2 separate regions of the Homo sapiens genome follow, and region 1 is linked to region 2. Evidence: chromatin contacts called from ENCODE Hi-C or POLR2A ChIA-PET data. All regions are on one chromosome and are shown on one strand. The core of a region is the stretch at or near the end of the contact, and the rest is flanking DNA. Distances in the headings are between cores, read along the strand shown. Region 1 overlaps SIPA1L1 (signal induced proliferation associated 1 like 1). Region 2 overlaps SIPA1L1 (signal induced proliferation associated 1 like 1).

Region 1 (6,314 bases), core at 1,354-3,853, 110 kb before region 2:
TAAAAGAGGCCTCACAATGGCAAATCAGCTAATGGCAAATATTTCTTCCTCAAATGCAGTTAAAATGAAGGATTAAGAGATTTACTTATAACATTAATCAAAACATTTATTCATCATTGAAAAGTCCAGTCATTTTGCAAAGAAATTTTAAGGTGTTACTGATCATTTAACAAGCAATGAGTTTTCAACATAAAAATGTGTACTTTGGGCTGGGCACAGTGGCTAATGCCTGTAATCCCAGCACTTTGGGAGGCTGAGGGGGGCAGATCACTTGAACCTAGGAGTTCCAGACAAGCCTGGGCAACATGGCAAAACCCTGTCTCTACAAAATGTACAAAAATTAGCCAGGTGTGGTGGTGCACACTTGTAGTCCCAGCTACTCGGGAGGTTGAGGTTCGAGGATCATTTGAGCCCGGGAGATTGATGTTGCAGTGAGTCATGACTGTACCACATACTCCAGCCTGGGCAACAGAGCAAAACTCTGTCTCAAAAAAAAAAAAAAAAAAAAATTGGACTTTGAATTCTCCAATGACATTGGGACAATTCTTATCACTTAATCCTATTTCCAGAGTGTCATTACAACCACCACATCAGTAAGGTTTTATCTAATAAAAGGGGGAAGAGAAGAGGTGAAATTTTAATAGCTAACATTTATTGAATACCTATCATATGCCAGGCACTACGTGCAGTGTTTAACATACATTAAATTCTTACTCTCACAATAGCCCACAAGGCAAATATTACCCCTGTTTGACAGATGAGCAAAGAGATCAGAGAATGCAAGAGAGAGGAACTAGTACAGTAGGGAGAGACACAAGATCATAAAGAGTCAGTTCTGTGACTCAGCTCCATTAACTATCACCAGAACTCAACCAGGTTTGTCTTTGGACAACCGCTGCAACATATGTCTACAACTTCTTATTTGCAATTCTGAAGTTGAAAGGTAGAAAGCAAATTTAGGCAAACATATTTGGCAGCAAAACTTGACATGGGGCTGACATTAGTACTTTTAATTTATTCATCTTTGTGTGAATATTCATGTTTCCCCTGCATAATTGATTGTGGGGTACTGCCCCAGATCTCACTGGGAATATTACTATATGGGTCATACATTTTATTATCCCTCTAAAATCTGAAAATTCCTCAATTCTGAAACACAGCCAGCCCTGCCACTTTATATTAAGGGACTACGAACCTGAACTACCATTTTCAGCTTTCCAAATCAAATGGTTCAAATCGTGATAACGGAAAATGTCACAGGGGAGAAAACAAATGAACAAACAAAAAAACACCTTTGCTTGCTTTGTCTCCCTCCCCTGCACCCTGCTTAGCTGACAAGAAAGCTCAACAGCCTTTGCATTGTGCATAGACAGGAGGGTTCCTGGATATATATATATATTTTTGAGATGGAGTTTCGCTTCGCTCTTGTTGACCAGGCGGGATTGCAATGGCGCAATCTTGGCTCACTGCAACCTCCGCCTCTGGAGTTGAAGCGATTCTCCCTCCTCAGCCTCCCAAGTAGCTGGTATTACAGGCATGCGCCACCAGGCCTGGCTAATTTTTGTATTTTTAGTAGAGATGGGGTTTCACCATGTTGGTCAGGCTGGTCTTGAACTCCTGACCTCAGGTGATCCACCTGCCTCGGCCTCCCAAAGTGCTGGGATTACAGGCATGAGCCACTGTGCCTGTCCTGGAATATTTTTAAAACAGCATACAATCTGACCTACTGCTACCTTGATTATGAACAGGCACACATTCGGGACTTAGTTCATTTTTGTATAGCACACATAAGAAAAAAAAATCAGGGTAAAACTTGCTGCACACTACTGACATTTAACCCCTTTCTTAGCGGGCCTGCTTCTAATGGCTGAATGTGGCTAATGCTTAGAAGGGAACGCTCCCACAGGTAAAGGTTTCATCTTGGCTTTAGAATTGAGCTAAGTACCCTATTAGGTCTCAACAAATAAAAAGGGAGAGATAGTCTCGATGTCTATTACAAAAGAAGTCCTTAATACAGCCAGATTCCAGGGCTGAACATTACCTGACTCTCTCCCTCCAGGGAGAACAAAAAGATCAAGCAATCTGTAGACAGGAAGGGGCTTTAAGTTACATGCTGTCTGGCTATGCCTTCCAGAACAGCCTTCGCTTGCAACAGGGTAAAACAAAACTCACCCTGACTAATGGAAAGCATTACAGCGACACTGAATTTGTGGGTGCCTATTTAAAACTTCATAGATAGAGGCCTAAGATTTCACTGTGCAACACTCAAAAGGATTAATTTATTTAGATTCATTTATTAAAAAAAAAAAAGTTTCCTGCAGAAAGAAGATAAGAAAACATCCCCCAAAGTAGTGGACAAGCAGAATTCAAGGACAGGACAATGTGCCTCTTTTGACTGAATTCTATACCCTAGTGAGCTCCACCTGCTGACAGAACAAACCGGTTTTGCCAGTTGTGAAAGGAATGATCCTTTAAGAGGATTAGGAAATTCCTTACAATGTCAAGTTTCCTCTGGTTTGAAACTGTGTCAAATATCACTTGCTGTATCCTCAAAGGTGACAATGTGACTGTATCTTGATTTCTACTCCAATTAGATCAAAGGTAGGTAGCATTCTCCGAACTCAGGCTCCTAGAATCCTTAGCAGCCATGCTCCCAGATAGAATGAGATGTTGACAAGCAGAAGTTAAGTAAATGTAATCAGGAACATTCTAAGAGAAGGAGCTAATGTACATGGAGTTGTAAAGCCATGATGTGGGGATTTTGGATTGCTTTGAGGTTATATAAAACAGTATTTATTGTCTCAGAAACACACAAACATACCTACGTGGGCTTATGGATCTACATATACAATACTTTAAGGTAATGATCAAAATAGAGTTATGATGACACCAGAAGCCCTCCTATCCACAGTTTAGCATTTTGCTTTGGATAACCTCTGGGTCATTTAGCAATGGTACCATAATTCATGCCTGCAGATCAGCTGTTCATATGAAGCACTGAGGGAAGTGCTGGGCACTCAATAAATGTTTGTACATACAAAAGTGATGGTGGTCAGTCCAATGGGACAAGGGCTATATTTGAGATGAAGGTCTTAAATCTCAACAAAGTAAAGGGGTCTTTCAACACTTACTAAAAGTGTTGTGAGCTTCCACAGCTGGGAAACAACAGTACATAAATTTGCTCTTCCTCTCATACAATAGGCACTTTAACACAGAGTTAAGAAACAGACACTGCAGGCTCACGCCTGTAATCCCAGCACTTTGGGAGGCCGAGGCGGGTGGCTCATGAGGTCAGGAGATTGAGAGCATCCTGACTAACACGGTGAAACCCCGTCTCTACTAAAAATACAAAAAATTAGCCGGGCGTGGTGGCGGGCACCTGTAGTCCCAGCTACTCGGGAGGCTGAGGCAGGAGAATGGCGTGAACCCGGGAGGCTGAGCTTGCAGTGAGCCGAGATAGCGCCACTGCACTCCAGCCTGGGAGACGGAGCAAGACTCCGTCTCAAAAAAAAAAAAAAAAGTAGAAAGAAAGAAACAGACAGTGCAATCTGACTTAAACAGCCATAACTTCCTGGAAAGATGGACGATAAAGTCACAGCCCTGTACCAGAAGAAAGAGATGTGAATAACCAAGTTCTCAGTCTTCTTCAGAAGTTTTGCATTTTACCTCATCTTCCCTGGTATCATGGCCAGAAAGCGGCCACTGGGGTAGAACAAACGATGAGAACAACTCAATTCTTACATTCTTATGAAACCTCTACTATTGCCTAATTAAATTTAGAAATTTAAAATAGTCACTATGAGGTATTTCATTGTGCAACAGTTCTTGAAGTGTGGACTGTGAACTCTTGAGCATCTCTGAGAACCTTCTTGTGGGGAGTGATGGATCATGACATCAAAACTATCTTCAAAACACTATTAAGAGTCAATCTGGTATTTTCCACGGACATATGCACTCATGGTGAGTCAAACTGCTGGCACTTTTGCATGAATCAAGCAGTGGCTCCAAACTATACCAGCACTCCTTGCATTCTTTTTCTCCGCTATACACTCACCCCTTCCCCAAATAAAAACCCAGTTAAGAATGTCCTTGATGAAGCAGTAAAATATTAACTTGTATTAAATCTAGACACTTGAGTATATGCTTTTTAATATTCCATGTGATGAAATGCAGCGTATATATAAAGCATCTGTTGCCTACTAAAGTGCTTTATGATAGCTTTCTCAAGGAAAAGCACTTGTTCAACTGAGTTGCAAGATGAACTTTGTGTCTTTTTCATAGAAGACTGGCAGGCAGAGTAATTTCTCCTCAAACCCACCTACTTCCTAATCCCTAGATCCTGTGAATACGTAATGTTAATGGTAAAGGGGAGCATAGATTATAGAAGGACTTAAGATTGCCAATTAACAGATGGGGAGAGTAGCCAGGATTATCCAGATGGGCCCAATAACTGAAAGGTCCTTAAAAGTGGAAGAGGAAGACAAGATGATCATCAGAAAAAGACAACGGAGACAAAAGAGAAAAGACAATGGAGGCAGGGTCAAAGGGAGGCAACACTGCTGGCTTTGGAGATGGAGGAAGGGCCATGAGCCAAGGTGCACGGGCAGCCACCAGAAGTTGAAAAGGCCAAACACAGATTCACCCTTAGAGCCCCCGGAAAGGACACAGTTTGATTTTAGCCCAGTGACACCAATATTTAATTTTTAACTTACAGAACTGTAAAATAACAAATCTATGTTGTTTTAAGGCACTGAGTAGGAGTAATTTGTTACAGCAGCAATAAAAACCTAACTAAAATCACTATTTTCATATGAAAGAACAAACAAGAGACAAACTATAGTCATTCAGGCTTGTGTATTTGGGAGATATTGTCTTGAAAATATAAAGGGGAGCCTGTTACTTCAGGAAAAACAACTCACAGTATTTCCTGACATAATAGAATTTAAGCTCTAAAGCAAAATTTAAATTTTTGGAAACTTACACCTATCACCATGAGCCTAAGGGTTTCCCAACACTTAACTCTTTTTCTAATAAGATCAATGGAATATTTTCATTATTGTAAACTAAACAAACACTTATAAAATCTCCATAAGAGAACCAATTTTTCCAAATGACTGCTGTATGAAATTACAAAATCATGCATGAATAAAAGATTCATTCAAGGCCAGGCATGGTGGTTCATGCCTGTAATCCTAGCACTTTGGGAGGCCAAGGTGGGAGGATCACTTGAGGCCAGGAGTTCAAGACCAGCCAGAGCAACACAGTGAGACCCTGTCTCTGTAAAATTAAAAAATCAGGTGGGTATGGTGGCATGGGCTTGCAGTCCCAGGATTTGGAAGCTAAGGTGGGAGGATGGCTTAAGCCCAAGAGGGCAAGGCTATAGTGAGCCATGATTACATGATTGTGCCACTGCACTCCAGCCTGGGCAATAGAGTGCAACCCTGTCTCAAAAAAAATTAAAGAAAAAGGAAAAGAAAGATTCATTCAAAGTGCATGAAAGTCAATGAATTTTTCATTTAACAGAATGATTTCAGATTAACTCATGATTTCAGATTCCACATAGCTATCAACCTTTAAGAAACTACCATTTGTTGGCCAGGCATGGTGGCTCACGCCTGTCATCCCAGCACTTTGGGAGGCCGAGGTGTGCAAATCACAAGGTCAGGAGTTTGAGACCAGCCTGACTAACATGGTGAAATCCCGTCTCTACTAAAAATACAAAATTTAGCTGGGCGTGGTGGTGGGCGCCTGTAATCCCAGCTACTTAGGAGGCTGAGGCATGAGAATTGCTTGAACCTGGGAGGCAGAGGTTGCAGTGAGCCAAGATCGTGCCACTGCACTCCAGCCTGGGCGACAGAGTGAGACTCCATTTCAAAAGAAAAAAACACACACACAAAAACTACCACTTGTTGAGTTTTGGTGTTATATCAAAGGAAAATATCCACAATTATCTGAAAAGGCCGTATGAAAGTCCTTCTTTCTCCAAGTACATAAACTCTGTGAGGACAGATTTTCTTCATTTACTCCAACCAAAACAACATATTGCAGCAGACTGACAGCAGATGCACATATGTGAGTCCAAGTGCCTTCTATTAAGCCAGACATTAAAGAGATCTGCAAAAACGATACTTTCTTTGCACTAGTTTTTCATTTTAGAAAACTTTTTTCACAAACATGTTACTTATATTAACATGTAAAATGTAATCATTTTATTTAAAAATAACATTTTAAAATTTGTTTTGATTGTAATGTGGTAAACACACAAAAAAGTCTTATGAACAAAAGCTCTTTGGGATCTTTAACTTTTAAAAGGG
Region 2 (6,671 bases), core at 592-3,091:
TTAATGTTTCTGTTGCTGTTGTCAGAGACAGAGTTTCACTCTGTCACCCAGGCTGGAATGCAGTAGCATAATTATAGCTCACTGCAGCCTTGACCTTCTAGACTCAAGTAATCCTCCTGCTTCAGCCTCCCAAGCAGCTAGGACTACAGGTGTGTGCCAACATGCCCGGCTAATTTTTATTTTTTAATTCTTATTTATGTAGCGATAGGGTCTCACTATGTTACCCAGGGTGGTCTCAAACTCCTGGGCTCAAGCAATCCTCTCACCTTGGCCTCCCAAAGTGCTGGGGGATTATAGGCATGAGCTGCCGCTTCTGGCTGAGATTAACTTTTATAGAAAGAAACATGCACTGGCCCATCTGTTTCCTGCTCTTTGAATGACTTGTTTTGCTACTTTTAACAAGTAACTATGCATTTGGGTCTTTATTTACTTATCCTTAAAGAGGAATTGTTATAGATATAATAAACATTAGAATCCTTACATTAGTCAATTATTCTAAAAATGAAACATGCCCTCTTGGTTAATGTACTCATCCATAGGCAGAACTTAACATTTAATAAATGATCCAATAAAGGAACTAACTTAACCTCACATGGAGCAGCAAATTATTCTCACCAGAAGGAGAGAGAAAAAATTATCTTCCATATAGCATAAATAAGTTCTTCTTCTTTTTTTTTTTAAAGATGGAGTTTCGCTCTGTCACCCAGGCTGGAGAATCTTGGCTCACTGCAACCTCCACCTCCCGAGTTCAAGCAATTCTCCTGCTTCAGCCTCCTGAGTAGCTGAGACTACAGGTGTGTGCCACCACGTCTGGCTAATTTTTTTTCTTTTTAGTAGAGTTGGGGTTTCACCATGTTGGCCAGGCTGGTCTCAAACTCCTGACCTCAGGCAATCCGCCTACTTGGACCTCCCAAAGTGCTGGGATTACAGGCCTGAGCCACCCTGCCCAGCCAGCATGAATAAGTTCTGATTAATGCGTTACAGCTTGGCTTTCTTTTCACTGTATATTTGAGTACTTTTTTAAAACACTACATGATTTTGCCCTAATTTCAAACAATGTCATGTCTAAATAACCATCTCTCTTGGAGGAGGAAAATTCTGTTCTAACAAGAGTCAGAATGTTTTCAGCAGTGAAACTGCTTCCCTTGTCACTGTATTCTTTTTCTCATTCAGCAAAGACATCACTTCCAAGACAAATGACACAACCTTTTTTTTGTTTGTCCTAGCTATAACACAGCACTTTTTATTTAGTTTTAAAATTTTTTAAATTTTATTTTTCGTAGAGATGCGGTCTTGCTATATTGCCCAGGCTGCTCTTGAGCTCCTGGCTTCAAACAATTCTCCCACCTCAGCCTCCCAAGGTGCTGGGATTACAGACATGAGCCACCACCAGGCTTAGCTGTACTTTAAAAAATCCAAAATTCCTAAAAACAAATTCTGTGAATCAGTTCTATCAGCCTTTGATGGTATTTTGATTTCAGTATGCACTGGAAATGAAGGAATGGACATGAATTCAGAAATGTCCCTCTAATCATGCAGTCTCACAACAGAGGCAGGATCAGCCCCGCTCTTCCCCTCAGAGGAACTAGCTGCTGACAGCAAGTGATTAGTGTTCTGAAACAATTCCAAGGGGCTTGTCAATGTAAACTATCGGCTGCTATAAGAAATGTCAAATCTCCATGATAAGGTATTTTTAGAGCTCCCCACCAGAGTCAACACAGGTTTACTATAAAATGCGAGAGAGCATTTCTGATGAGGAGTTGCTGCCAGTGCCGAAGCATTTCTCAGCCTGCTTCCAAATGTGGATGGCATCGTCCCACTGGATGAGGCGCCTGCTCAGATAATGTCTTGCACAGAGGCAGGCAGCTTCTCTTCACCCTTAGGGTGTTGCTGACAATATAGACAATAGTTCTGCTTTCTAGCTACAGTAATAGATTTAATTACTTGGCTATTTTGGGAGATCGAGGAAGGAAATGCCCCCCTCCCCAACTCTTCCTGCACATTATATTTCCTGTAGTCCAGGTCACACATCTCTCCATGGGAAGAGCTCTTCAAATCAACATATACAAATTGAAAAGCCTGAGGGCAATGAGTTAAATCACAAAACAAAAAGCATTATTCTATATAAAAGCTCGACAAAGGCTACAAAATCCATCTGTCAGAGAAACAGTCCTCTCTGAATAAGAAGTTAGATTCAGACTCTCTGGTCAGTTATTTCTCATGTGGCCAAGAACTTCATGGTCACTGCCAAAAGAAATTTACTGCCATACATAAAGGGCAGTGATTCTTCAACTTCTAAATATTATGAAATACCAGCAACTCATTTTAATGCAATATATGTCATATTTGTTCAATGTGCAAATAGTTTTCCATTGGAAAAGTTCCAAGCTGGCCTAATCGAGAAGTAGCTATTCTCTGGAAACAGTATTGTCAAAAGCAGCCATTTCACCAATGGAGATCATGTAGTGAATAGAGAATATTTACACTAGGCCACACAAGCAAAGAGTAATATAGTAAAGACAATATTCTCCTCCATTTCTGACACTTCTACAGCTTATGAGAGAGTGTTTTTATATTCATTATCTCATTTTGGAAAACGGGCCAAGGAGCAGGAAGGACTGTAGAGAGCATCCTTGAATGGAGTGTGCACTGACTGTCCTCCAAACAGACCACATGGCTTTATAAAGGTCACAGGAAAAACAATGCGGCTCTCTGCTCTTGGAGGAAAAAACGAAGGAAATCAAAATGAGTGCATCTTCCCTTGTGCTGAAAAACAGTTGAGAAATACTAAGAAGCTACTTTGTAGACCACTGTGTTCTCCCAGATTTGAAAGCAACCCTGTATGACTGCAGTTAATGATGTGCACATTTAATAAACACCATCAAAACAAACAAACAAAAAACAGTCTGAAGAACAGACTGTAACTACTTAAGAAATCAGATTTTCTTTGTTTCTTTCTCTCCTTTTTCCTTTCTTCAGTCATTTATCAAGCACTGCAACAGAAATGGGACTACTTTGCCGTCTTGTATCCAGCAAACACCAGAAAACAGACACAAACTCCAAAAAGCACCATGACCCTGCATTTATCAAGCACTGCAACAGAAATGGGACTACTTTGCCGTCTTGTATCCAGCAAACACCAGAAAACAGACACAAACTCCAAAAAGCACCATGACCCTGCCGCTATTACAACCTTAGGAAGACAGTGAACTTGACAATGAAGCTTAGAGACCTGACTTGGCAATAAGGACAGAGAGATCTGAAACAGCAAACTAAAGAAGGCAGAAGAGACACACTCAGGAGTCCAGATCCCAATCTGCCAGACTACACACATTTAACCGCCTTCCTTGCAAAGGATGATGTCCCTGTGTACCAGGTGGAAGGATTATTCCTAAAGCAATTATTCCAAGCTGTGGCTCCATACCACCTCTAGAGGACTCCAAGAATCTCAAAGAATTTGGTAAAATTTCAGAACAAAATTTTATTTCGGCTAATTTATGGAAGACTGAAGAAAAAAAAAAGTAAGAATAGTTAGAAATCACCTCGCTGGGACCAATTCTTACCTTAAAACCTGAAGGGAAAATAACTTCTCACTCCTTTTGAGAAAAAGGGAGATCTTAGTGTATAACAGTAGGGAAGAAGATTCAATTATTAAAAATAAAAACTGTTCAAATTATTTCATAGCCTCTTCACAGAACTGATGAAGGAGGAATTCATCTGGTAAGAAATTAGAAAGGAGAGAGTGAATCTTTTTTTTCCCCCTGCAGTTAACAAATCAGCAAGTCAGTCAAACTCTTAACTGACTATGCATTATAAAAACAAACACTGACAAGCTAGCTATTGCTCAAATGCCATCCTCAGACCCTGATGAGAAAATGGCAGTTACCTGGTCCAATTCAGGGTCACACAGAAACAGCTAAAGGAACAGTGGCAGATTTTACTTTTTAAGACTACAAATTCCTCACCTGAACTCTTTTTCTCTCTCATTTTCTTCCCAAATCTGGCCCACAACTTCATTCTTTACCTGAACTTGATTTTTACTACCATCCTCCACTTAGAAGAAAGTAAAACTTCTCTGTCAAGGGAGAAAAAAAAAAAGAGAGAGAGAGAAAAGGAAATGAAGATGCAGGGGAAAAAAGATAGCCCACTCGCCCACACTGAAGGAATGAGAAGGAGGAATGGGAGGCCAACTGAAAATACTTTATCTAAATCCTCTGAAAAGAGATTACACTGGAATTGCTTATCTAAAATAAAAACCTATCAGTCTGTCTTCGTGTAGAAGTAGTAAACTTAGCCAGGATTGGTGGCTCATGCCTGTGATCCCAGCACTTTGGGAGGCTGAGGCGGTTGGATCACCTGAGGTCAGGAGTCCGAGACCAGCCTGGCCAATATGGTGAAACCCTGTCCCTACTAAAAAAAATACCAAAAATTAGCCGGGCCTGGTGGCACACGCCTGTAATCCCAGCTACTTGAGAGGTGGAGGTGGGAGAACCATTTGAACCCAAGAAGTGGAGGTTGCAGTGAGCCAAGATCGCGCCACTGCACTCCGGGCAACAGAGCTAGACTCTGTCTCAAAAAAATAAGTAAATAAATAAAAGAAATAGTAAACTTAATAGAATCAGCAGCCCAAGGATAAAGAGATCATGTTGTAACTTGGTAAGAATCCAAGAAGTAAATAAACAGGGATGTCACTACCATTAGGGCTGTGAATAGGTAACTGAAATAAATCTAATGAGAGCTGTGCAAGAAAACCAACCCATGCACAACCCTAACATTGTGCATAAGAAGACAAGAGTTCAGAACTATTGCATATGACCATACAAAATCTAAATATTCCATAAAAGAAAAACAGGCAAGAAAGAAACAACTGCTACTTATTAATATTTTTTAACAAGTTAAAATTTGCGTATCGCTTCCTTCAGGTATTTAAATGCTAAAATCTCAATGTGATGCTTAAAATTAAAAACACATTATAACGCCAGAGAATCAACATTTGAGCATTTTCCAACAATACAACATTATAATTTAAAACTTGGCAATATTCGCCTAATTTAAATCAGTCTCTCAATGGAAGGGACTGCAACTGCAGAAGTGAAATCCAGCAAGCTACTGTTGTATAACCAAAAGATCTTCCAAGACAGTGCTATGTTCTTGCTGCTGACATTAACAGCTGCTGAAACACATTCTTTTTAAAATCATTTTCTTCCAGGGGTGGAGTTTCCAAAAGAATTCCAGGCTAAAATCTAAATAGACACTGTTCCAAAACTGAATGATACCACAAAATGCAGACTTCCTTTAAAACAACTTTTACACTCTTTACTTGGAAGAGAGGGCAGAGGACAAAGCTCTCATCATTTGCTCTGTTTATACCACAATGGCTTCAAGACAACAAACTGTGGGGATCATCACTGACCAACTGGTTGAAGTACATTATTGCTCATAGAGAAAGCTTCTGTTAAGCATAGACACTTAAAAGAAGCCCATTGGAAGTTAAGAGGGTTGTGGCATACTAAGTTATCCTGAGCATCAGAGAAGGAAACCAACAAACAAGCACTCGGAAGCCATCAAAACAGCACAAAGGACAACTACTTTCATATCCAGGGAGATGACTGTTGCTTACATAAACCTTTGTAGTGTAATGATTTGAAAGCCAGACTCTTTTTTTTTTTTTTTTGAAAGCTATTGTAAATTGAAGGATGAGAGAATGTTAGTGGAATAATCAGAGATCTTAGCACAGAATTCCTTAGATTTTACAATGTAGCATTGTTAAGTTACGTGAAGCTGCCGTAGGATGGCAAGGCAACAGACAGAAGAAGAGGGACATCAGATAAGATGTAGCAGGGGACAGATACACTATGTTAAAAACCATTTTTAAAAATCTAGAAGGGACCAGGTGCAGTGGCCCATGCCTGTAATCCGTGCATTTTGCGAGGCCCAGATGGGCAGGTCACTTGAGGCCAGGAGTTTGAAAACAGCCTGGTCAACATGGTGAAACCCCTTGTCTACTAAAAAAAAAAATTAGCTGGGTGTGGTGGTGCATGCCTGTCATCCCAGCTACTCGGGAGGCTGAGGCAGGAGAACTGCTTGAACCTGGGAGGCAGAGGTTGCAGTGAGCTGAGACTGTGCCACTGCACACCAGCCTAGGTGACAGACTGAGACTCTGTCTCAAAAGAAAAGAAAAAGGAAAAAAAAAAAACCTAGGAGGGATTCTGACATTCAGTTATCCCTTGATAATAACCACATGCAGCTTCTGGTGACTTGACTTTCCTATCTTTCCATCAGAGGAGCAGAAGGCATTCCTTTTAAAAGTATGTTATTATTCTACTCTTTCTATATAGCAGCTCATTTTATATTATCCCTTCACTTAAGAATCAAGAGGAAAATTCATGCTTACATAGAGAAACATGCCCTGCATAAGAAAAACACTTCCTAAAAAATCAATGGAAACAAAAGTCAACCAGAATAGGGCAGTTACTCCTTCAACAGGTGCTTTCTTTTATCTTAAATAAAATGAACACAGCTAATAAATACTTCCAGTTTAGAAGACACTAAGTCTAACACACACCATACATAGGTATTTAAGAGTTTCTAGCTGTCATCATCTCCAGCCAGTCCCTTATTAATTGTTGGCATAGGGTCCCCCTGCCCCTTCTCAATGGTGTGCTCTGTGT

Evidence for each region. A loop is a pair of places that touch in the nucleus more often than their neighbours do. ChIA-PET counts read pairs that join two places held with the same protein, here RNA polymerase II (POLR2A). Pooled maps may share reads with other maps.
Region 1: a loop to region 2 is called in a map of posterior vena cava, with 7 times the contacts of the local background. The contact joins two enhancer-like sites. A Hi-C loop is called at or near these places in 5 of 168 maps with a recorded cell type or tissue (Right ventricle myocardium inferior, aorta, endothelial cell of umbilical vein and 2 more) and 6 of 50 pooled maps. POLR2A ChIA-PET finds 5 or more read pairs at or near these places in 2 of 52 experiments (PC-3 and endothelial cell of umbilical vein).

The regions. Positions count from the first base shown.
Region 1 is chr14:71,643,385-71,649,698 of GRCh38, reverse strand. The region is part of intron 7 of SIPA1L1 (signal induced proliferation associated 1 like 1); the gene reads right to left. Among named protein-coding and RNA genes, the nearest start is that of SNORD56B, 250 kb to the right of the region's middle. Within about 2 kb of position 2,603, at least 4 of the 41 ENCODE cell types and tissues checked have a DNase peak (open chromatin) inside an H3K27ac peak, as active enhancers do.
Region 2 is chr14:71,535,126-71,541,796 of GRCh38, reverse strand. The region is part of intron 4 of SIPA1L1 (signal induced proliferation associated 1 like 1); the gene reads right to left. Among named protein-coding and RNA genes, the nearest start is that of SNORD56B, 140 kb to the right of the region's middle. Within about 2 kb of position 1,841, at least 4 of the 41 ENCODE cell types and tissues checked have a DNase peak (open chromatin) inside an H3K27ac peak, as active enhancers do.